Linked DNA regions of Mus musculus: all the other regions are linked to region 1. Evidence: chromatin loops called from intact Hi-C (ENCODE). Cell type or tissue: heart. All regions are shown on one strand. Each heading gives the region's core, and the rest is flanking DNA. Links, peaks and the distances in the headings are about the cores only.

Region 1 (7,524 bases), core at 961-5,960:
CCTACACCACTAGTTTATAAATATCCAAACCTCCTTTCAAAGTTAACCTGGCAAAAGCATTGCTTTATCTCATGTTCCAGTTACAAGGAGAGGAAGTTGTTGCTGGCTCTGCTGCTGTTGTTAACACCAAGGAGGAAGAGAAAGATACAGGTTTTAATCCTGGCTCCACAATTTACTATGTGATGAGTTACTTAAAGTTTTATACTTAATTCTCTCTCAAATGCTGTAAAAGGAAAATAATAATAAAAACCTACAACGCAGAATTGTCGAGAGGCCTGACTGGAGGAGGAAATATATATAAAGGTCATTTAATACTTGTTGGTGCATAGCAAGCACTCAGTAAACTCAGCTACTACAGCTCTGAAATCCAGCTTCAAAGATGCCATCATATATAACATGGGGGGTGGGGAGGGGGCTGGCTAAGCTCACTTTTATACAAGGATTCTTTAAATATAACCCTTTTAAAAAGAAGACAAAATAAATCCATTTACTAAATAATTGTTTTGAAATCAATGGGTTTTGGGTTTTGGGGTGTTTTTTCTGATTTTTATCAGCACAACACTATAAATGAGAATCTGTATTCTAAAGATTCTAAAACGATCAAAATGATCAAAATTTTAAAACAAAATGTTCTTGGGCTTCTGCTTGCCGAATGACTGCTTACGTGTCAAGGCCATTTTTACTCTTTTCATATTTTACAGGAACCACATGATTTGTGGTTAGAGAATTTAAACAGCTAACAAGGAAATTTGGAGGAAATGTGTTCAGTTTTGCTTCAAAGATAATTGAAACAATCGAAAATATTAAAATATCAAGTTTCAATATGTAATCAAATCATATTTCCCATGATTTTTAACAATACATAGATTCATTATTAAAACTCTAAATATAATGGTGCTTGAGAAATGGCTTTGCCATTAAAGACTACACTCATAACTAAAAATATGAAATACTACATATTAATCAATATAGACAATAGTATCAAATTCACAAAAGGGAACTTCAAATTTTCTTTCAGTATTTTCCCAGAACAGACATCTAAAATGTAAATTAAACAAGTAATCTCTGTGTCTAATACAGCAATGAAGAATTCACTGAATGTGAAAATTACTTTTTAAAAAATTGTAAAACCATTACTTTGTGTACTCAATTTTAAATGCATACTTCATGTGACTATTTAAGAATTCATTCCTGAAATTTTCTAAAAGCAAATCACAGAAGACTGTTGCTTGAAAATAACTGCAATGAGAATATGAGTTGTTTTTTTCTCAAGGCGATTGAGAAGTAAAGAGGAAATGGCCAAAGGAAAGGGGAGTAGCATTTCCTTTCACACGTTAGGAAAATGTCAAAGAACTTTCAGGAGTCAAATCTCCTCGAAGTCTGATGTGAGGTCAAAATTGTCTCAATGACAGGAAAACCAACAGACGCCAGATGACTAATAGAAAAGTTATCAAAAACACTTCTGTGCCCAACAGTAATTCCAAAGGGATACAAAGTTAAGAATATCCAGGATAAAGAGACAGAGAATAGTTAAGATTCTTGGGAGCAAAACAATATTAATGATGACATCAACTGTGTTAGTATACACTGTTATCAAGATTCTCACACAGTGACTTCCTCAACGTTTACTCTATTCATCAGGTAACATTTTTTTTCAGGTAACATTTTTAAATAACGAAAAGTAATGTGGATTCCCAAAGAGTGATCTAAATGTAAAAATAAGGTTCAATCAAGTGTGTGTCTAGTTGTTCTTTTTATTGTAAACCAAATCTGCTTCTTTCCATCAAAGTAAAAAAACCACCTTTATCTCCAAAAATCTAATAGACAGTTCACTAGTGATTAAAATATTATTTTTAATCCTTGCATTACCTCACAGCTAAAAATGTCAAGATACCACACCCAATATGTCTTTTTCCCCCCGTGGGGGAGGGGTCAGGGAATACGGGAGTAGGGACGGGAAACAACACGCAAACACCGAAGGTGATTTCCCTGGCTGGCTCCTCCACCCGGATCCGAGAGCACACGTTGCGAGGGGAGAGCACAGGGCTCGGCCTCTGCAGGCTCTCTCCCTCGCCACCCACTGGAGTAGGAGCTGGGACATACCACCTAGGGCTACTCACCAGCCGTAGTGCTGACCAGCAGGACGGCCCATAGCAGCCAGGGCACCCGAAAGGGCCGATGCAGCGAGGAAGTCATCCCTGGGCCAGCAAAGAAGCAGGAGGGCAAAGAAAAGAAATCTGGAAAGTAAATTCGGGCGGAGAAATCCGGCTAGGAGGCTGCTCTTCGTCTGATTTATCCTGCCCGGATTACAATGCAGTTTGAAAGGACAAATGGCAGATGCGAGGACCTAGCTAGTAGAGCTCTCATTCCACTGCAGAATTTCCCTTCATTTCGCTCCCTCGTGGCTGGGGGGCTTCATTCGCCTAGGACGGGGTGTCTCGGCTCCCCAAATTGAAGGCATGTCCATGGGGAAGACGCAGGGAGCCCAGAAGAAACCCCTGCAATTATTTCCCTCGTAGTTTCACGATATCAAAAAAATACCCAGATCTGGGAGAAAACATATCCAGAGTGCCGGGGGGGGGGGGGGGGGGAGGGCGGGGACTCGATGGGAGCACTGAGGATCAGAACAAGTTCCCGACCGCCGGGAAGGGCGAAGCGGGGCAGGCAGCGGCGCCCGGCCGCCGGAGTAGCATCGCTCCGTACTCCGAGGACAGTGGGGTTCCTTTTAAAGTTTCGCTTCGTTGCTTCCTTCACTCGGATTTCGACATCAACAAATCCTTCCCACCGACTGGGTCGAAAAAGGTGCCTGCTTCCATGGGCGAGTCCACAGCTTCCTCGGAACAATCGCGCGAGGGTCGCTCAGGCCGGGCCTCGGGGCGCGGGGGAGGGGAGGGTCGCGGCGACGCGGCGAGCCCGGGCGAGCGACACGCGGGGAGGTGCGGGGCTGGCCCTTCGAGGGCGCTCCGCCCGCGGCCTCGCTCTCGGCTACTCCAGCCCCTCGCTCTTGCCTGAAGTAAATTCCACCATGAAAACCGGGTCTCCTCCCGTCGATGGCTTGCGGGAGCGAATCACAGCCCCTCTGGAGAAAGCCGCCGCCGCCGCCGCCGCCTCGTTCTCCGCAGCTCTGGGCTCCGGGCGGAGCTCGGGCGTCGCGGGCCGAGGGCGGGGGGCGGCGGGAAGACGGACGTAGGTGGCCGAGGAAGGGGGTGGGCAGCTGAGCTTGCGAAACACCCCGAGCCCCTCCGGGAAGCACCTCCAGCGGTTCCAAGCAGACCAGACACAAAGGGGGGAGTCGCCGCAGCTGCCAGTCTGAGGCGCTCCCGGTCACCGGAGTCGCCCCGCCCCCGCCGCCGCCTCCTCTCAGTCTCCGGCTCTCCAGCCGACCCCTGTCTGTCTCGGGCCTGTGGTGCAGCGCGGGCGGCGGCGGCGGCGGCGGCGGCGGCGCCACTGAGCCGCACTGCGCCTGCGCGCCCGCGGCCCCGCCCGGCCCCGCCCCTCACTCCCAGGCTTGCTGGAGAGTGAGGCCCTCGCGCGGCGTCTCTCGCCTGGGCGCCCAGTGCAGGGAAGGGTTGTCGTGGGCTGCGGGTGGGCAGCCTAGGTCCCTTTCCTCACACAGGCGAACGCTCCGCACGTGGACGCCGTGCGATCTGTTCAAGCGTGTAAGGGAGGGCGGCCACAATCTTTTGTTTAACGTAGGTTAAAGGCTACCCGGGAAGGTGGGCGAGAAGCCTCGAAGGCACGCCGTCGTTGTTGGTGGCGGCGGGCGCATCCTCCTCGGTTTCCCTGAGAATCCCGACCGAGCCGCCTTTCCCAGGAGCCGAGACCCGGGCCTCGTCGGGTCCCCCTCCCGTCGCGGCCCAAACAAAAGCCTCCTGCCTCAGTCATGAAGACCGCGAAGCTGACGTGTGTGCGCTAGTCTGGGTCGGGCTTTCCTCGAACAGCCATCCCCGGGGCCCTCTTGGATGACAAGGCTGCTGAGCAATTGCGAGCACGCGAGACCGGAGAGAAAACTTAAGATCGCACACGCCGGCCTGCTGTGCGTGCGCGTCTCCTGCTCCGCCCGCACCTCTCCTGGGGAGGGTTTTATTCACAAAGGCCCGAGGGTCTTTGCAGGGCCTGTTAAAGGAGAACTGCGACGCAGTGTAGTTGCTTCTAGGTATGGAGTGTGGTCCTAGCTCCTCACTCATCGAATAGAGACAGTCCCGCCAGCACTGCAGTTTCCTAACCACTTTAAACCTCTTTAAAAAAAAAATCTCAATTTGGCTTGATTCAGGCAACCAGGATAGGGAAGGGATCCCCTACAGGGTCAGCCGACTTGGGTGGGATTTTTGCTAGGGGAGAGGGGAGAAGATGACGTGCTTGGCGCCATGATCGGAAGTCTGGGTTTAATTCTTTAACTGCGAGGTGGAAAATTTGCGTGGGAGGGCGATCTTAAGAGGTGAAGTCTAGCCCTCCCTTCTTCTAGTAGGCAGAAAGGTTGTTCTGAAGGCTGGTTTTGCCGGTCTTTCATTGTGGCTAAGGGCAGTTCCAGGATACCTTCATAAACACACTCCTCAAGCCTTACTGTTCGCTTGCTTATTCAAGCCTCCTTTTATCTCTGTATCTGAACGTGATGTTAATAAATCACATTCCTTAAACTGGTTTCTGTTATCATAGTAAATATCTGCTATAATTAAGAGTTGTAATATCTGCCCAGGGCCCTTTTTTAGCTGAAATACTTTTATACTGTTTATCCTTCAGGCAGATATATATGTGTGTGTGTGTGTGTGTGTGTGTGTGTATATATATATATATATATACATATACATATATACATATACATATATATATATATAATACATTTTGAAAAATAAGGAGCATATGCATTAACTCTTTAGCTTGAATACCATATTTTGTTTTGCCTAAAAGGCCTAAAAGGCCTAAAATAAGGATCTGGTATTGTTTTCACATTTAGCTTTCAAGACATGAGATCTAGTTGTCAAAGAAATGACAGATGTTGAAGGTGCAGGAAGTTTATTAGCTGGTGAAATACAATTTTTCTTCCTCGAATTGAGGTCAAGTACTTTATTATTCAATTATTATTTGCATAAAATTTTCCTAAGAAACATTAAGTACCCTTATACATGTTATAAATGTGAAATAAATTATGTCGGAAAGAAGTCTTAGGAAATTCATGTGGAAAAAGTTCATGCCACTAACTTAGCTGGAATAATTCATCAGCAGACCTCGATTTGCACGCAGTGCTCGTTCCTTTTCTGTTGCCTTTACAATCGAGATGTGACTATTCCCAGTGAGACAGAACATTTAGAAGAATTAAAACTTAGCAATAACTTATCTTTGACACAAGACAGGCAATACTAGTCTAATTCTGGTGAAAACAGAACTGCGAGTGCAGAGTGATCTGGTGTGGTCTCTTTGTTGATGAGGAGGGCTACATTGTAATAACATCCCACAAATCCTGATCATTAACTTATTGAGGCAAAAATTTATTTATCCTGTTTTGTGTTTGATAGGATAAGCATCAGTGGGCCTATCATGGGGTCTGTATGCAGCTTAAGAATATCTCTATAGGACCAAGGAAGTCAGGACTAGAGAGTATGGGATAGAGTGTAACATAGTTGCAACTAAGGCTTCATCCAGGGGCTCTGGGATAGGCCTTTCATTGTCCTAAAATGTAGTAGAACACCAGTTGCATAAAGACTGTACCCAGGGTTGGAAGGTAACTTGAGCCAAGAAAAACCCTCAAAGAAGCACCCACCTGAGAACTGTCAGTTACCCCGGCTTTGAATGTTTGGAGAAAGAATGTGTCATGTGTATTTAGGAACTCAACATAGCGACATGCTCTTCTATGCAGTCCCTGAGGTCCCTGCCTTGCTAGGTGCTTCACTAAGACAGGCTTTCGCCGGGTGGTGGTGGCGCGGGCCAGGCAGATTTCTGAGTTCGAGGCCAGCCTGGTCTACAAAGTGAGTTCCAGGACAGCCAGGGCTATACAGAGAAACCCTGTCTCCAAAAGCCAAAAAAAAAGAGACATAGGCTTTCAGGATTGCCAGAGTAGGGATTGTAAGATTTTAATTCCTAGATGTTCAATGTCTTGCTCTGGCTGCTTTTTGGTTTTCTTGAGACAGGGTTTTTCTGTGTATCCTTGGCTGTGCTGGAACTTACTTTGTTGACCAGGCTGGCCTTGAACTTACAGAGATCTGCCTACCTCTGCCTCCCATGTGTTGGGTTTAAAAGTATTCACAACTGCCACCCAGGGGTCTGTCTGGTTTAAAAATAGTCAAATATCTCCTACCAGAGCAATTCCCATTTTATTAGCCAGTGAAGTCACGTAGCCAAATCTAACTTCAGAAGAGTAGGAAGTACTTTACTAGAGGAGGACCCCTGAGTATTGAGAAAAGCTCTAGCATCACGCACATGTCCAAGGGATAATCTCTAGTACTCCAGACATCAAAAGCCCAACAAGTAAGGTATTCTAATATACGGGGAAACTTGGAGGTAAGGAATCCAGGACACAAAAATCCAGGTAGACAAACCAACACCATCTGAAAATTTGATGTATCCTCATTGTGTATTATGGTCCTTCATGGAGTCTGTCTTTCCTTTGAATTAGAGAACTGACAAAAAGCAAGGCCCAGATTAGGAGAGGACATTAGTTTGGGAATTTTAATTGAGATAGAGTCCCAATGTACAGCCCTGACTGGCCTTGATCCTGCCTCTTCACTGCTGTGACTATTGGCATGAACCAACTGACCTGACTTAAACAGATTATTAGATCTAGAACTAGAATAAAGTCCAAAGAGAATTCAGAGTTTATGGTCTACCAATGAAGACATATCAGAGTTGACAGAGCTCAGAAATACTAAATTCTTCTAAGTATAAATGGCACAATCATTAAAAGAAAGAAAGAAAGAAAGAAAGAAAGAAAGAAAGAAAGAAAGAAAGAAAGAAAGAGGGCTGGTGAGATGGCTCAGTGGGTAAGAGCACCCGACTGCTCTTCTGAAGGTCAGGAGTTCAAATCCCAGCAACCACATGGTGGCTCACAACCATCTGTAACGAGATCTGACTCCCTGTTCTGGAGTGTACTTACATATAAATAAATAAATCTTGAAAGAAAGAAAGAGAGAGAAAGAGAGAGGGAGAGAGAGAGAGAGAGAGAAATCTTAATGTTAGTAGAAAAACAGTGCAAATACCCAATGTTTGGCACTGAGATGTCTATCCAGGTCAGAATAGCAGAAAGGTTTAGGGTTAGAAAGATGGCTCAGGTGCTAAGGGCCATTGCAGCTCACTCAGGAGGACTAGAGTTTGCATCCCAGCATCCACATCAGGTGCTCACAAGCTTCTGAAAACACAAGTTTAAGAGACACACCCTCTTTTAACCTCCAAGGGGACTTGCTCACTCCTGTGGCCATACCTTCACACAAATGCACACTCTCAAATCTTCAAATAAAATTAAATTAAATTTTAAAAACCTGGGCTGGTGAGATGGCTCAGTGGGTTAGAGCACCCGACTGCTCTTCCGAAGGT
Region 2 (7,524 bases), core at 1,340-6,339, 81 kb before region 1:
TAAGAAACGGATACATTAAAGTTCTCCTCACTAAAGAGGTCAGGGAGACTACAGGAGCAGTGACAAGTTACAGAATGACAAACTGTGGTACAGAAGTAAAAGCCCAGGAAAGCGCAGAGGCACGGTTTTCACAGCCATGCTAACTTAGGGAGCCTGTGCTGCAGTGCACACGAAACAAAGTGAGAAGGAAGGGATCTAACAGACGCGCATACAGCTGCGGAAGACTGTAGCTCCATCTGGGACTAGAAGATAGCTTGAATACCAGGCCAAGACTGCCATCCACTCTCACTCAATAACGGAACCTACACTGTCTCAGCAGCAGTTCACTCAGCCAAAACAAAACAAGTGCATTTCTGGTCTGCAGTGGGTAAGTGTGGATTAATATGAGCAGGACAGGAACTTCTGGAAGTGGAAGGGACAATTCCATCCTTTGTCCCTCTTCCCCCCCCCCCCCCCCCCCCGGGCTACCTATGCACAATGGACAATGGGATAACCGTGAAATGAAAGCCACATGTGAAGGACAGCAGAGAAGAACTGCAGGAGCCTTGAGCCATGCTGCCAACCAGTCCTCCTCGACACTCTCTTTAAGCTCTGGTTTTGACTGTTACTAGGGACTGAAGCCAAGCACCTCGTGCACACTCATCAAGTGCTCTACCACTGGCCCATCATCTCAATCCTCTGTCTCGTGGTTTCCTCCTCCTCTTTTTGGGAGCCAGGTCTCACTATGTCTTAAAGAATGGCTCAGAATCACTAGGCATCCCAGTTGGCCTACAGTGCACAAGCCTGCTTCACCCTCGTGTGTGTGAGGACTATAAGTATGTGCCATCTCACTCGGCCCCGAGAGTTTTTAAAAACAGGTCTCACTATATAGTCCTAGTATACCTGAACCTTGTTGTGTAAACTTAAGCTGGCCTTAAACTCAGATCTACAAGCTGCTGCTCCTGACTGCTGAGATTAAAGGCACGAGCCACCATGCTTGGCTCTCTTGAGATTCTTATGTATATGAGGAAAAAAAATGTATAAGTAAAGCCACTGTTATTTCCTCCTTTCCTTGACTCTAGGTAGCAGAGCCTTAATTTATAAAAGGATATTTGAGTATTACAGCTTATGAAATAAAAGATCCATGTAATATTAAAACTAATACTCTGTTATTTATTCACATAAAACAAATACAAGGAAAATATAGCCTAGCGAAGAGAATTAACCTAAGGTTCACAAATAAACTTCAAGAGGTCTAAAAAAAACCTCTAGGATTTTTTTGTCTGATATTATGATATTAGGGATCAAAGGTCTTATATATGCTTAGAAAGCATTCTACCTTTGAGATACACTCCCTCCAAATAATTTTTTCTAAAAATAGCTTTAAGTATACTTTTAGAAAGAAAGTCTTCAAATTCTTAATGAGATCCATCTTGCATTTCTTTCTGTTATATTCAAATATGTTTCTTCATGCTGGATCTTTCAATTAGTTAATATTCAAATTTTAACAGTATAAATTATTATTTTTCTTCTAAAATATGATTAAAATTTCATTCATCTTACCTCCTCGTGGTAATTCTGTGTGAAGATAAGCCAGTCCTCTAGTCACAGAATGAGCCAGACGGCAAGAGCTTACCCAATCACTTGTGTGGAGACTCAGATATTTGCACAGAGATCCCTGTATAAAGGAAAAAAGATATCAAACATTGAAACTAATTTGCTTCAACAAGAAAAGGCAAGTTAGGCAACCTTCTTAAGGATTTGCATAGGCTAGGATTCCATGAAGATATAATGATAATGATAAGGTATTTTTGAAAAGAAAAGAAGAGAGTATGCTGACTAGTTTTATGTAACTGACCCAAACTCCAGTCATCTGAGTCATGTCTTCCTATAGGTAAGTTTGTAGGGCATTTTCATAATTAGTGATTAGAGGCTGATGGTCTTGGGTTCTATAAAAAAGCAGGATAAAAACCCACATACATCCCAAAGCAAACAAACAAACAAACAATAACAAAAAAAGCCAACCACATTGGCCCCCACCTTTAATCTCAGGCAGAGGCAGGCACATCTCTGTGAATCTGATGCTAACCTGGTATGCACAGTGAGTTCCAGGACAGCAAGAGCTACATACAAAGGCCTATCATATCTAGAGATGATAACAACAACCCCCACCACAAAACAAGAAAGCAGATGAGCAAGCCAGTATGCAGCACTTCTCAGTTGGCTCTTTCTTGCTCAATTTGCTTTTGGTAACAGTGGTTCATCACAGCAACATTAATCCTAATATTTGAAACATTAAAATTATGGATGATTATTTCCTTTTAAACACTTCTTTGGACAATCAGATTAACTTGAAAAAAAATTTTTTACCAAATTTTACAAACAATATTGTTATAATTTATAAATAGAATACATATTTGTAAGTCTCTACAGTCAGTCCTCTATACCTGCAGATTCACATTCTAGGTTTCAATCAACTATATCAAAAGTATCTAGGGATGGGGAGGTAACTACGTGGAAAAGTACTTGCTTAGCATGTTCAGATCTTGGTTTCTTCTCCAATAAAGTCAAGAAAAACAAACAAATAAAACCCAAAGATTATCTTTGCATCTGTATATAGCATTATTTTTCTTGTCATTGTTTCCTAAATAAACAGTATAACAGTGAATAACTATTAACATGGCATTTTCACTGTATGATCAAAAAATGATATGCAACCATACAAATGCTACATGGAATTTTATATAATGGACTTGAACTTCTGTCTGTGTGTGTGTGTGTGTGTGTGTGTGTGTGTGTGTGTCTGTGTCTGTGTCTGTGTCTGTGTGCGCACACGTGTTTTAGGTGTCCTAGAAGCAATTGCCTGAGGACACTAAGGGATGACTGTATGTATGTACCTGTTCACCTCAGAGTACTCAACCACAAATTACAATAAGCTTCTGATGAGACAAGGTGCTTACACAAGAATGAATGTCAAACAAAGTGCTGATAAAATAAATGGCAGGATCTTTTTTCTAAAGAACTTACATTGGGATAATACTCCATCACAAGCAAATACTCCATGCGGCCGTCTGCAGTGAGCCTCTCGTCTCCAACTATGAAGCGAGCAATGTTGTCATGTTCCATCAAAGGCACTCTGTAAATGTTTTTTTCATTTATAAAATTCTGACGGTTTGCAAAAGAAAATACTTTTACAGCAACTGGACGCTCATCCAAGGAACCTTTATATACTGCTCCGTATCGACCCCGTCCAATCAGCTGTAAGTTTGTTTTTAAAAAGGCAAGTTATTAATTCACATTGAAATTGAACAATTAAATTTACTAAAATGAAAACAACAACAACAACAAAAGCCCCTACAATTCCCCATGATATACAGCAGCTCTGCTTTCAGTCTATTCCTTACCAAAAAGCAGCCAGCATCTGCATCTGGTGTAGCTGATGAAGCTCCTACCTGACTAACCTTCCAATTGATGAGAGCAAAATACTCTGGACAAAATGAAAAGTAAACCCAAGGAAGGCCTAGATACACTGTTATATAAGCAAAAGCAGTTAGAGTCTAAGGCATCGAGGCACAGAAGAAAAGAATGCATATATGGCGAGCTAACCTTTTCTATGGGTTTTCTCTTGAAAGCTGACTCAAATCAGCTTTGAGTAGTGGAACTACAAATGACAGTAAAAGGTCTTTTGAACCAGAGGATGTAATCTGTGGCAACTAGAGCTTCTACAGGGTGAGGGAAGATGCCTCCAAAAGAGAAACCAGAGCAAGGAATTCAGTGACCACGTGAGACAGATTCTAGGTAACTGAACTGAGAGTTGAGCTTCTGCCCAAAAGACACGTTTGTAGTATATGTTTAACCAAGTCAACTGCTTACAAAAACAAGTAACAAAAATCATCACGCAAGCCGGGCGTGGGGAGGCACTGGGGAGGCAGAGGCAGGTGGATTTCTGAGTTCGAGGCCAGCCTGGTCTACAAAGTGAGTTCCAGGACAGCCAGGGCTATTCAGAGAAACCCTGTCTCCAAAAAAAAAAAACACCAAAAAACAAAAAACAAAAACAAAAAAAACAAAAAACAAAAACAAACAAACAAACAAACCCAAAAAACACCACGCAGGGCTAGAGAGATACTCAGTGGATGAAAGCATACTAATCTTCCAGAGGACCTAAGTGTGGTTCCCGGCATGCACTGCAGATGGCTCACAGCTGCCTATAACTCCAGCTCCAGGAGCGTCAAGACCCCTTTCTAGTATTCACAGGCAGCTGTACTCATGTGTACATACCACATGCAGAAATGCAGAAACATACACACACAATTACAATTAAATTAAATCTTTTTTTGAAAACCATCACACATGAGAAATTAGCAAGAGTCTGAGGGTTCCACAGTAAAATATACACATTATCTATAATGGAATAAAAATTTACTCAATGCACAAAGAAATAGCAAAATGTAACCAGTTCTCTTTATTTTTGGCTTCTAGGGAATTTTCATTAAAACAGGTTGGTGATTTACCACTATTTTCTTTGTGAGCTAGTTTGGTTTTTTGAGAATGTGTTTCTCTGTGTAGCCTTGTTCTGTAGACCAGGCTGGCCTGGTACTGACAGAGATCTGCCTGCTTCTGTTTCACAGGGGCTGGGATTAAAGGTGTGTACCACTATCAGCTGGTATCATCATTTCTTTATACATGTTTAACATATTATTATTTTTTTTTAATTTGTTTGGTTTGTTTTTAAAGAGTTATTTATTTATTATTTATTTATTGTAAGTACACTGTTGCTGTCTTCAGACACACCAAAAGAGGGCATCAGATCCCCTTACAGATGGTTGTGAGCCACCATGTGGTTGCTGGGAATTGAACTCAGGACCTCTGAAAGAGCAGTCAGTGCTCTTATCCACTGAGACATCATCTCTCCAGACTCTGTTGTTTTGTTTTTTTTAAACAGAGTCTCAATATGCAGCTCTGGCTATCCTAAAACTCTCTATGTAAACCAAGCTAGCGTCAAAGTCAGAGTCTGCCTCTGTTCCTGTGCACTGGAATCAAAGGCGTGTCACCATACCCAGTCTTGTACCATTATTTTTATAAACAAAGACAGCCCTCTGAAATAAAGTCTTATCAAAACACAGCATTTGAAAGGCAGAGGCGGTGGGCGTGGTGGTGCACGCCTTTAATCCCAGCACTTGGAAGGCAGAGGCAGGCAGATTTCTGAGTTCGAGGCCAGCCTGGTCTACAAAGTGAGTTCCAGGACAGCCAGGGAAACCCTGTCTCAAAACAAAACAAAACAAAACAAAACAAAACAAAACAAAACAAAACAAAACAAAAGGAAAAAAGGAAGAAAGAAGGAAAGAAGGAAAGAAGGAAGGAAAGAAGGAAAGAAGGAAAGGACAGAAGGAAAGAAGGAAAGAAGGAAGGAAGGAAGGAAGGAAGGAAGGAAGGAAGGAAGGAAGGAGAGAGAGAGAGAAAGAAAGAAAGAAAGAAAGAAAGAAAGAAAGAAAGAAAGAAAGAAAGAAAGAAAGAAAGAAAGAAAGAAAGAAAGAAAAGGCAGAGGCATGCCTCAAACTCCACTGTGGGAAAATATAAATCCTGGGCAAAACTCCATGTTTCAGTTGGTACTTCTCTCAGTGCTTAAACTACACACCATTTCAAACACACTTAGACATTCTCCTTCTCCACTTTTTTTAAGGCAGGGTCTCACTATGCTGCCCTGGCTGGAAACTTGCTTCACAGACCAGGTTGGCCTGGAACCTGAGGAAATCCTTTCTTCTGCTTCCCGACTGCTGGAATTACAGGTGTGCACGACCAGGCTCAGAAAGGCTTATTTCTAAATAGCTCCTGAGATGAACGAGTACTAATTAGGAGAGTGGCTAATGAGCAGAACAGACAACAACCTAAGCACAGCCTTACCTCCAGCAGCTTCAGGTTATCCAGGTCAAGGGAGGGCTCTGCTGCTGCCGCCTCCATCATGTTCATGCTGTGAAGACCCTGTTTCCGGTCTCCTAGAGGAGTGAGAACACTTACTGATACACAGCCTTCTTAAAACGAAAACGCCAACCTCTTAATGTTAGTTACAGTTAAGGGACTGGAGAGATGGCTCAGTGGTGTCAAGAGCACTAGCTTCTCTTCCAGAGGCCCAGGTTCAAGTCCCAGCCCCATGTGGCAGCTCACAACTGTCTCAAACTCTAGTTTTAGGGGATCTGATATCCTTACTTACACAGACATACATTCAGGCAAAACACAAATGTACATGAAATAAAAATAAATTAATTAAAAATATATTACAGTTAAGAAGAGCTGCAGCAGGGGTTAAAACAAATCACTAATAATGAATAATATATATATACATATATATAATATATAATAATGATGAAGATAAATAATGAACAGCATGACAGCAGAATTCTGTGAGATAATTCCATGATGACTCAGTTTAAAAGTATAAAATTGGGCTGGTGAGATGGCTCAGTGGGTAAGAGCACCCGACTGCTCTTCGGAAGGTCCAGAGTTCAAATCCCAGCAACCACATGGTGGCTCACAACCATCTGTAACAAGATCTGACGCCCTCTTCTGGAGTGTCTGAAGACAGCTACAGTGTACTTACATATAATAAATAAATAAATAAATCTTTAAAAAAAAAAGTATAAAATTATAATACTGAATTTTTAAGAAAATTCTGGTAGAATTACTAAAATGTATGAATAAGTGCTGATTCCTAAACCACCACCATAATTCTGGCTCTAAGCGATGCAATGCCATCTTCTGGCCTCCAAGAAGCACAGATATGATACACATAGGCAAGCACAGGCACAATAATAAAAATAAATTTTAAAAAATTCTTGTAAAAATTGGGTGAAAATGTTTGTTGAAGCTGAAAATGGAGACAACTATGTGTGTTTGTACATGGATTTTCCACGGAGGTTTTTAAAGGGAAACCATGGGGCTGGCAAGCAGTTCACCAAGTGGTGAAGCTGTATGTCACCAAACATGATGACCTGAATTTGGTCCCTAGAATCCACATAGTAGAAGGAAAAAACGACTCCTGCAAGTTATCCTCTGACTTCCATTCACGTATGACCGTCCTCCCTTTACACAATAACTAAACAAATAAATGTTAAAAAAAAAAAAAACTTAAAGAAAATAAATTCTGATTAAATGGCATGTTTACTAAATGATAAGACCAAAAGTAGTATTTTGTTTTACCTGTCAACATTCTGTATCCAAAACATAAGGCGACTATCAAAACAGCTAACACAGAAACTGATGCCAAAGCAATGATTATCGTTTCATCTCGATTAAATGAATGAGGTGGACCTAAAAGAAAAAAAGAAAAGTATTTTATTTAATACCAACAAACTAGCTTTTAGGAAACCTGTATTAATATATAATCAAATCAATAATATTCTTGTGTGAAAAATAGAGAAAAATCAATTTGTGATAGTTATAAATGGCATGATTTGGTCATATAGATTATCTTATATAAACTTAAAATACTTGTAATTTTAGGAGTGTATATTGCTCTTTCAGAAGACCCAAGTCCTGTTCCCAGAATCC
Region 3 (7,524 bases), core at 1,340-6,339, 120 kb before region 1:
GCAGTGTGGGAGGGACACTATAAACTCTGTGAAATAAGCCATACATCTCAGAAATGTAGGTTCCTGTGCTTGCCAGACACAGGTACAGAGCTGTGGGAGGGTGGGAGCTTGGATCCTGTCATCAGTCCCTAGGGGTAAGTCTGGTGTGTTTTCTATCAAGTGGGCAGCCTACTCAACCCCACCCTTTCCTCTATCCTAGTGACAGTAGCCTGCTATGTGTCCAGGACAATAAGTTCCCTATTCAACTGGTCTGGGGGATCAGAGGGGATTAGGGCTTTATGAATTCCAGGTGGCCCTCTCACTTTCCAAATTTTAATTTGTCTCTGATTCATATTCAGTCTCTCTTTCTCTCTCTCTCTCTCTCTCTCTCTCTCTCTCTCTCTCTCTGAGATGTCAAAAGTCCAAAGTGCTTTAAAAGTTCTGGGACATAAAGGAAAATGATGTTAAAATGTTTGTTTCCCCCTTTTAAATGGCACAGGTAATTTCCTTTCTGTCTTGCTGCTTTCTGTTTGGAGCGGTGTTAACAGGCTGAAGAAGATCACAAATGAGGGCATTTTATGTTTTACTCCTGCATAGGAATTTATTAAGAAAGATGCAGGGGCCGAGGTAGATCAAGCCTTTAATTCCAGCACTGGGGAGGCAGAGGCAGTAGGATCAAGGCCAGCCTGGTTTATAAAGTGAATTCCATGACAGCCAGAGGTGACACAGAGAAACCCTGTCTCAGAAAAGAAAAGGAAAGAGAAGGAGAAAAGCAAGCCACGGGCAGATAGAGTGGAATTACCTGGCATGTGGCGTGCTGCTGCTTTCTATGAAGTTGGCAGCTGTCACATCCCTGTGTTGCTCAGTTTCCTTTTCACCCTTTCACATTATACTTGAACATGCTTATTTGCATGATAAATGCCCCAGTAAAAAGACTATTTGTACCAGACAAGAGAGCCCATGAAAAAAAGAAGTATTGGTGAACAGTCAGTGTCTCTGTATGAAGCTTGATTTTTCAGATAGCAGATTTAAAGTGCACACCTGGATGTTTTATAATGTGAGACACACTTTGGAAGTCCCTCAGTCTTTGATCTCAAAAAACCCTGTTGGAGAATGAGGCCAATTGGAAGGATTTCACAGCTTGGAGAAGAAAAACAAAGTGTGTGGGGGATTTTCCCCTAATTTTAAAAATAGCCTATCATCAGTGTTTTCTTTGGCAGAGGCAACTACAAGACTACGTAGCAGAGACATAGCCAGATAGAAACTGGATGAGAAGCACCTACCGCTGAGTCTCGACTGTGGAGGTGGATGGGAGGCTGGTGACACAGCTCCACACGGCTCTTGCTCAGTCTGTGGTAAAGCCAGGGTTTTGAAGCACTCCTCTCTCTGAGCCTCCACAGGGCTGACATGAAACCTTTGTTTCATCTGCCTCTCTCCAGAGTGACCTTCCCTTTCTGCCTTCCTTGATTGTTTCCTCTGACCATGGTTTTAATGCTTTAGAGAAACTTATATAAAAACAACCAAATGGAGCTTACAAATGGGCTGGCTTTTTTTTTTTTTTTTAGGCAGACTCTCATAATGTAGTAGTCCTTACTATCCTAAAACTCACTGCCAGGTTGGCCTCGAACTCAGAGATCCACATGCCTCTGCCTCCCAAACGCCAGGATTATAGGTGTGTCGTCCACTGTCTCCATCTTGTCCCCTCAGCTCAAACGGTGAGCTTTGAGAGTCCCACCTGCTTGGTGATGCACACTTATGAATGGAGTGTTTCCTGGTGCTTGTTTCTGGTGCTAGGAATGAACGTGAAGTCTGTGCTTCCTGGACAAGCACTCAGTATCTCAGTATCTCAGCTCTATCTCCAGCCTCGAATGCTTATTTTTTGATTTAAGAGAATCCACTAGGGGATAGGATAATACTATTGTTTGGTTTTGGTTTTGGTTTTCACTGGTTAATACTCACAAATGAATACTGCACCCTGTTCAAATGTAGGTTTCAGAGATCACAGAGAAGAATAGAGACATAGGTAACAGCAGCATCCATCCTATGGGAGAGTGGAAGGGCTGGAGAGCATGCAAGCTGGCCTGCTTCAAAGTAGGTGGCTAGCTCTCCTCCCCAGTGTGCGTAAAATGCCAGGCATATCCTCCAGGCTCTGTATTCATGTTATGTCTGGAAAAAGGGTTTTGGAGAAGGTACAAACTGAAAGATTACAGAGATTTGGAAGTAACACAAATGAATAAATCTTGTAGAGCGTAACTCGAGAGAGTTACTGGGTTTGGGAAAAGTCTAGGCCCCACAAAAGAGGCATTCATATAAAAACAAATTTCAGATAGTTTTCAGACCAAACAAAACACAGCTGGCCAGTTCACTGGTATGCTCATCACACTGGTCTCTTCCTAGACAGACACCAAAGTGTTCACTCGTATATGTCACATACGCAAATGACACAGAAAATCACAAGCAATTAAGAGGAGGACTCTAGAGCAAACTTGATTCACTAAAATTCTAAGAATTCCACCCAAGCTGAAATCAAGAGCCCTGGTTCTGGTGTCTGTATGAACTCTTCAAATGTGTTTTGGGTTGGGAAACAGAGAGGATTTCCTTCCTCTTGGGAAGTTTTCTTTGTAGGTCAGAAGTCACTACTTGCTGAGCCAGATAGAAATGGAGATAGGTAACTCTATCATTTAAGGTGGCCTGGTTTACCAGGAGCCGTATCTCTTTATAAACTAATCACCTCAAGTAGTCTGTGGTAGAGAGGTTCGGATGTTCATGCCTATGGAGGCTGAAGACAACCTTGGGTGTCATCATTCTGGAGCCATCCACCTTATCTTTGTATTAATATGTATGTATGTATGTATGTATGTATGTATGTATCCATTTTTTGCTTTAATATATTTGAGTGTGTCTGGGGTGAGGAGGCAGAGGTGCAAATATGCTATGTTGAACATGTGGAGGGAAGGAGAACTGCTGAAGGTCTTTCCTCCACCATGAGCTCCAGGGATCGGACTCAGGCTGTTAACCCCCCTTAACTAGCTGTAATGCCCCACCTCCCTTTTTAAGGAAAGGTCTCTCACTGGCTGGTAGGTTGTCGGGAGGCTTGCTCAGTTGGCTGGCTCAGGGAAGGCACAGGCAGATCCCCAAGGAATCTCCTGCCTGTGCCTCCCCTACTGAGATTACAAGTGCGTACCATCACATCCAGCTTTCTTGTGTGGGTTCTGGGGACTCGGGTCTTCATTCTTGTATGGCACGAGCTGCTTACCCAACCGGATTCTTAATGCTGGTGCATATGTAATTTTAAGGTAGAAAGAAAAGAAAATCTCTTGAGACAGAAAATTTCTGTGTAGTCTTGGCTATCCTGGAATTTGCCCTGTAGGTCAGGCTTGCCTGGGACTCAGAGAGATCCTTTTGCTTCTGCTTCTGCCGAGACTAAAACTGTGCTCCACCATGCCAGGCCCTTAAGGTAGAAACTGTAAGCAGGAAAAAATACTACAGTAACCAGAAACTACTTCTTCCAAAAATTAAATATCGAAGAAGCCAGTCAATTCAAACAAACAAACAAACAAACTTCTAAAACCCAACTTCTCTTATAAAATATTTGCACAGAACTTGGATAAACTTTGGTAGAATTCTTCCAAATGCTAGGGTTCCATGAAAGGCCTTTCCTGATGTCTTAGTAAATTATGGGTTGGGGAGATGGCTTTGCTGGTCAAAGTGCTTACTGTATAAGCCTAATGACTCAAGTTCTGGTCCCTGAACTCATGTAAAAGCCAGATTCAGTGGTCCATGTCTGTGTGTAATTTTAGTATGCCTAAGGCAAAATGGAGTATGCAGCGAAGGTATAAACAAGAAAGACCTTGCATTGAAGTTGGAAGGTAAGGTCTGATACCCAGGGTTGTCTTCTATACTGCACTCACTTGACAAAGCATACACATGCCCCCCCCCAATATACACACATATATCCATGCACAAAAATAAGTCACCTGTAATTCACATTTCATTGTATAATTCAAGCAAAGCTATAATATCATGCTAAAGTCTGGGTGTAGGCTGTGTTCTTCTGGAAAGGACCAATCTGTAGGCTTTCTACCTTGTTCACACCTCATAACTAGACCTAAATGTACATTGTGCTCATAGGCCTTGCCATGATAGCTGGATATTGGTAGTCAAAAAAAATTTTTTTTCAGGACTGCAGGAAAAGGTACTTGTATCCAACTGTGTGTTTGATTCCTGGGACCCATGTGGTAGGAGGAAAGAATAAACTCACACAAGTTGTCCTTTGACCTCAATATGCAGCCATGGCACTTGTGTGCTAGAGTGCACACACACACTCACAATAAATAAATAAATGTAATAAAAATTAAAACATTACAAACAAAACAAGTGATGGTCTTTGAAAAAGGAAGCAGTCTAGCAATCAGAACTCGGACCAGCAGTGCCGCCTAGTGGTCAGGTGGCACACAGACTTTCTGCTACTGTGCCATTAACATGACCTGGAGGATAACTACTGGGGACATCTTATAAAACTATCTCAGGAATGGTGTCTGGTCCTGTAGATCACCACTGGTTGTTGACTAGATGATAAAGGTGTAAGAGACCTCTGTCAAGGTTGACAATTTCCTTGTCAAATGGAGAACCTCCTCTTCCTACATCCATGGATATCTGTAAAGGTTGACGACTTTGCATGACCTCTCATTTTATTAAATATTATGAGAAAAGTTAAAAATGATAACTATAAATGCAAAATAAAAGCATTTGAAATATCTGAAAATCCAGACTTACTCTTCTCAAAGCCAGGGTGCTGGGTGCTGGCTGTGTGTGAATGTATGTATGTATGTGTGTGTGTGTGTGTGTGTGTGTGTGTGTACATCACAGCCATACTCTCCTTCACTGCTGATCATTCTGTCCAACTTAACTCCAAAAAAGAGTGACACACATCCTAATGGCTTTCAAGAGCCCAGAGTAATTTAGAAGGGCTGAGATGCATGCCTCCTATATGCATGTGTGTATGGTTAGGTAGTACTGGGGATCAAACCTGCCAGGCAAGTTCCACCACTGACCTGTCTCCAGCCCAAGAAGCCAGATTAACAGAGGTTAAATAAAAACGGTTTAAAAGTGAAAAAGAATAGCATTTTGGCATTAGCAGAGCAGTCAATTAAACATTGTTATTTTTGAGACAGAAAACTGATGGGCCTCTCCTGCCTACAGGACAGTAGGTCCTGAGAGGAAGTGGGTGGTGTGGCACGCCTTTAATTCCAGAACCTGGGAGGCAGAGGAAGGAGGATTTCTGGTCTACAGAGTGAGTTCCAGGACTGCCTGGGCTACACAGAGAAACCCTGTCTTAAAAACCAATCAACTAACCCAAAACTCCACAGGAGTGCTGAAGGAAGGCTGAGCTGGGCATGAGTGTGGCCACAAGTGGATACATTACAAGTTCAGGTTAAAGATCAGGAGCCTGCTGGTCTGGTACGACCACTGACACAGACAGACTGCTTGGAGGGAAGACCAACTCTCAGAGTAGAGTCTTCAGACAACTGGGAAGGAGTAGTAAGAGTTACGGAGATGGACAGTTATCTGTTTACTTTTCCCGTCTGTGGTACTGGGAGCTGAGCCCAGAGTGCTAGGCATCACGTCTTAGCTCTTTCAAAAATGTTCCGTTTATCTTGTACCTTTGTTTTTCCTCCACTGTGGACAGTGTAGCTTTACACCAAGGTAGTGTTTCAAGAAAACAAGCATCTCTGCTAGCACATGTTCGGCAAGCTGTGGAAGAGGCAAGTACATGAATCACTCAGATGCTGAAAGCCTAACCTCTTTGGTATGTATCCTTTTCTTCACAGGTTCATAAGAGATGAGACATGTGCTGCCCCCCCCCCCCCCCGTTACCCTAAAGACACCTCTTGTTTTGATATTATGGTCAGTTCGTCATTCCTGAAGTGAATCTAGTTCCTTTTGGCTTTTTTATAAGAGCAAATCTCTTAGTTTTCGACAAGGTCTTGCTAAATTTTCTGGATTATGCCAAACTTGTTTCAGTCTTCCAAGTGTTAGGATTACAGACCTGCAACCATCATAGCCATTTTTTTTTTTAAATTACTTTCCTAGAAGTGAAGAGACATGACTTTTACAAAAAAGATTTTATGTGTATGGCTGTTTTGCCTGTCTGTTTGTCTGTCTGTAAACTACATGTATGTTGTCCCCAGACCTTGGTATTTTTGAAGTTCTCCATGATGTCTAAAGATAATAATGTATGTCTTTTCATTTTCCCCCCTTAGGAATTGAAGCATATCTTCCATGACATTATACATAAAAGACTGATGATTTAAATGCTACTAAAAAAGTTGGTAAGAATGGAAAACTTTCACCTGTTTTTCTGTTCCATTTACAACCCCCTCACCCCACCCCTCACCCCACCCCCACCCCATACCACCCAAGCATACAAAGACTGTTTTCTTGAATAGAGTTTTTCCCTTCCTAGTTAAAAGGGAGGGCAAGAAGACAGGGTGGTAAGCCGGATGACACTATCCACACTTCAGGGCAACTTTGCCTTTGCCTTAATCCTTTTGGTCTCCAGGACACAAAGTGCTCCTCTACAACAGAGTCACATATGTCAAGGTCTGCTGCTCTTTTTTAAGGTGCCAGTCTGACCCACTTTCAAATTTAAAAAAAAGTTGTTCACAATACAATGTGGGGACATCGGAGGTCATCTTTGGAGTCCATTCTGTCCTACCATGGGATCTGGGGTCAAACACAGGTCAGCACAGACAGCTCCCTTTTTTGTTTGTGTGTTTTTTAAGGGTTTTTCTGTGTAGGAGTCTGGCTGTCCTGGAACTCATTCTGTAGAACAGGCTGGCCTCAAACTCAAGAGACCAGACTGTTAGCGCCATCACTTGGCTTTTTTGTTTTGTTTAGTTTTTTGGGTTTTTTTTTTTTTTGACAGTTTTGCCACATAGCCCTGGCTGCTGGCCTTGATTTTTTTAAAATATAATTTATTTATTCTTATTTTATTGCATTGGTGTTTTGCGCATATGTCTGTGTGAGGTTGTCAGATTCCCTGGAACTGGAGTTGCAGACAGCTGTGAGCTGCATGTAGATGCTGGGAATTGAACTCAGGACCTCTGAAAGAATAGCCATTGCTCTTAACTGCTGGGCCATCTCTCCAGCCTGCCCTTGAATTTTTGACAGTTCTATTTTAGGATCCCAAGGGTTGAGTTTGTTGTCATGTGACATCATTCTCAATTTAAGGCTGTTCTTGATTTTTTTTTTTAAAAGAAAAACAGGGGCAAGAATGGAGCTGCCCTCCCCCAATGTCTTAATGTACTATGTGAAACAAGCTAACCTATCAAGGCATTCATCTAAAAATAATGGACTGTCTCAAAACAAGCTGACTTTCCCTACAGCCTTCTCAGGAAAGCCTTATTCTTGAAGCATTTCTACAGAAATAATATGTGATCAGGGACAGCATGTGTATTTGGAACCAAAAATTTGAACATTACTTAATAAGAGGATATAATACATCCAAACTTCTAAAGGTACTACTTTCTGTCACCTGAACAT

Evidence for each region. Peaks named below come from ENCODE experiments on the same cell type or tissue, not always from the same donor. Only the 100,000 strongest peaks of a DNase experiment are listed, where the experiment ranks them.
Region 2: it touches region 1 in a loop (2.5-fold over the local background); 6 of 42 quality-filtered maps call a loop at or near these places.
Region 3: it touches region 1 in a loop (4-fold over the local background); 5 of 42 quality-filtered maps call a loop at or near these places.

What each region holds. Positions count from the first base shown.
Region 1 is chr1:59,759,325-59,766,848 of GRCm38, reverse strand. Bmpr2 (bone morphogenetic protein receptor, type II (serine/threonine kinase)) reads right to left here and starts at 2,570. Exons shown (of 13, transcript NM_007561.4): 1 at 2,121-2,570. The coding sequence starts at 2,196. In heart, for the core only: CTCF peaks have their summits at 2,087 and 3,376; DNase peaks (open chromatin) are centred at 2,048, 2,298, 2,798, 3,418 and 1 weaker place; H3K4me3 peaks cover 3,748 bases; H3K27ac peaks cover 3,051 bases.
Region 2 is chr1:59,841,191-59,848,714 of GRCm38, reverse strand. Bmpr2 (bone morphogenetic protein receptor, type II (serine/threonine kinase)) reads right to left here. Exons shown (of 13, transcript NM_007561.4): 4 at 7,174-7,284; 5 at 5,881-5,972; 6 at 3,007-3,237; 7 at 1,543-1,657. Among named protein-coding and RNA genes, the nearest start is that of Fam117b, 68 kb to the left of the region's middle. In heart, for the core only: CTCF peaks have their summits at 4,173 and 4,771 (motif pointing right); no DNase peak of the experiment used is centred there.
Region 3 is chr1:59,880,834-59,888,357 of GRCm38, reverse strand. No RefSeq gene overlaps it. Among named protein-coding and RNA genes, the nearest start is that of Fam117b, 28 kb to the left of the region's middle. In heart, for the core only: a CTCF peak has its summit at 4,415 (motif pointing left); a DNase peak (open chromatin) is centred at 4,427.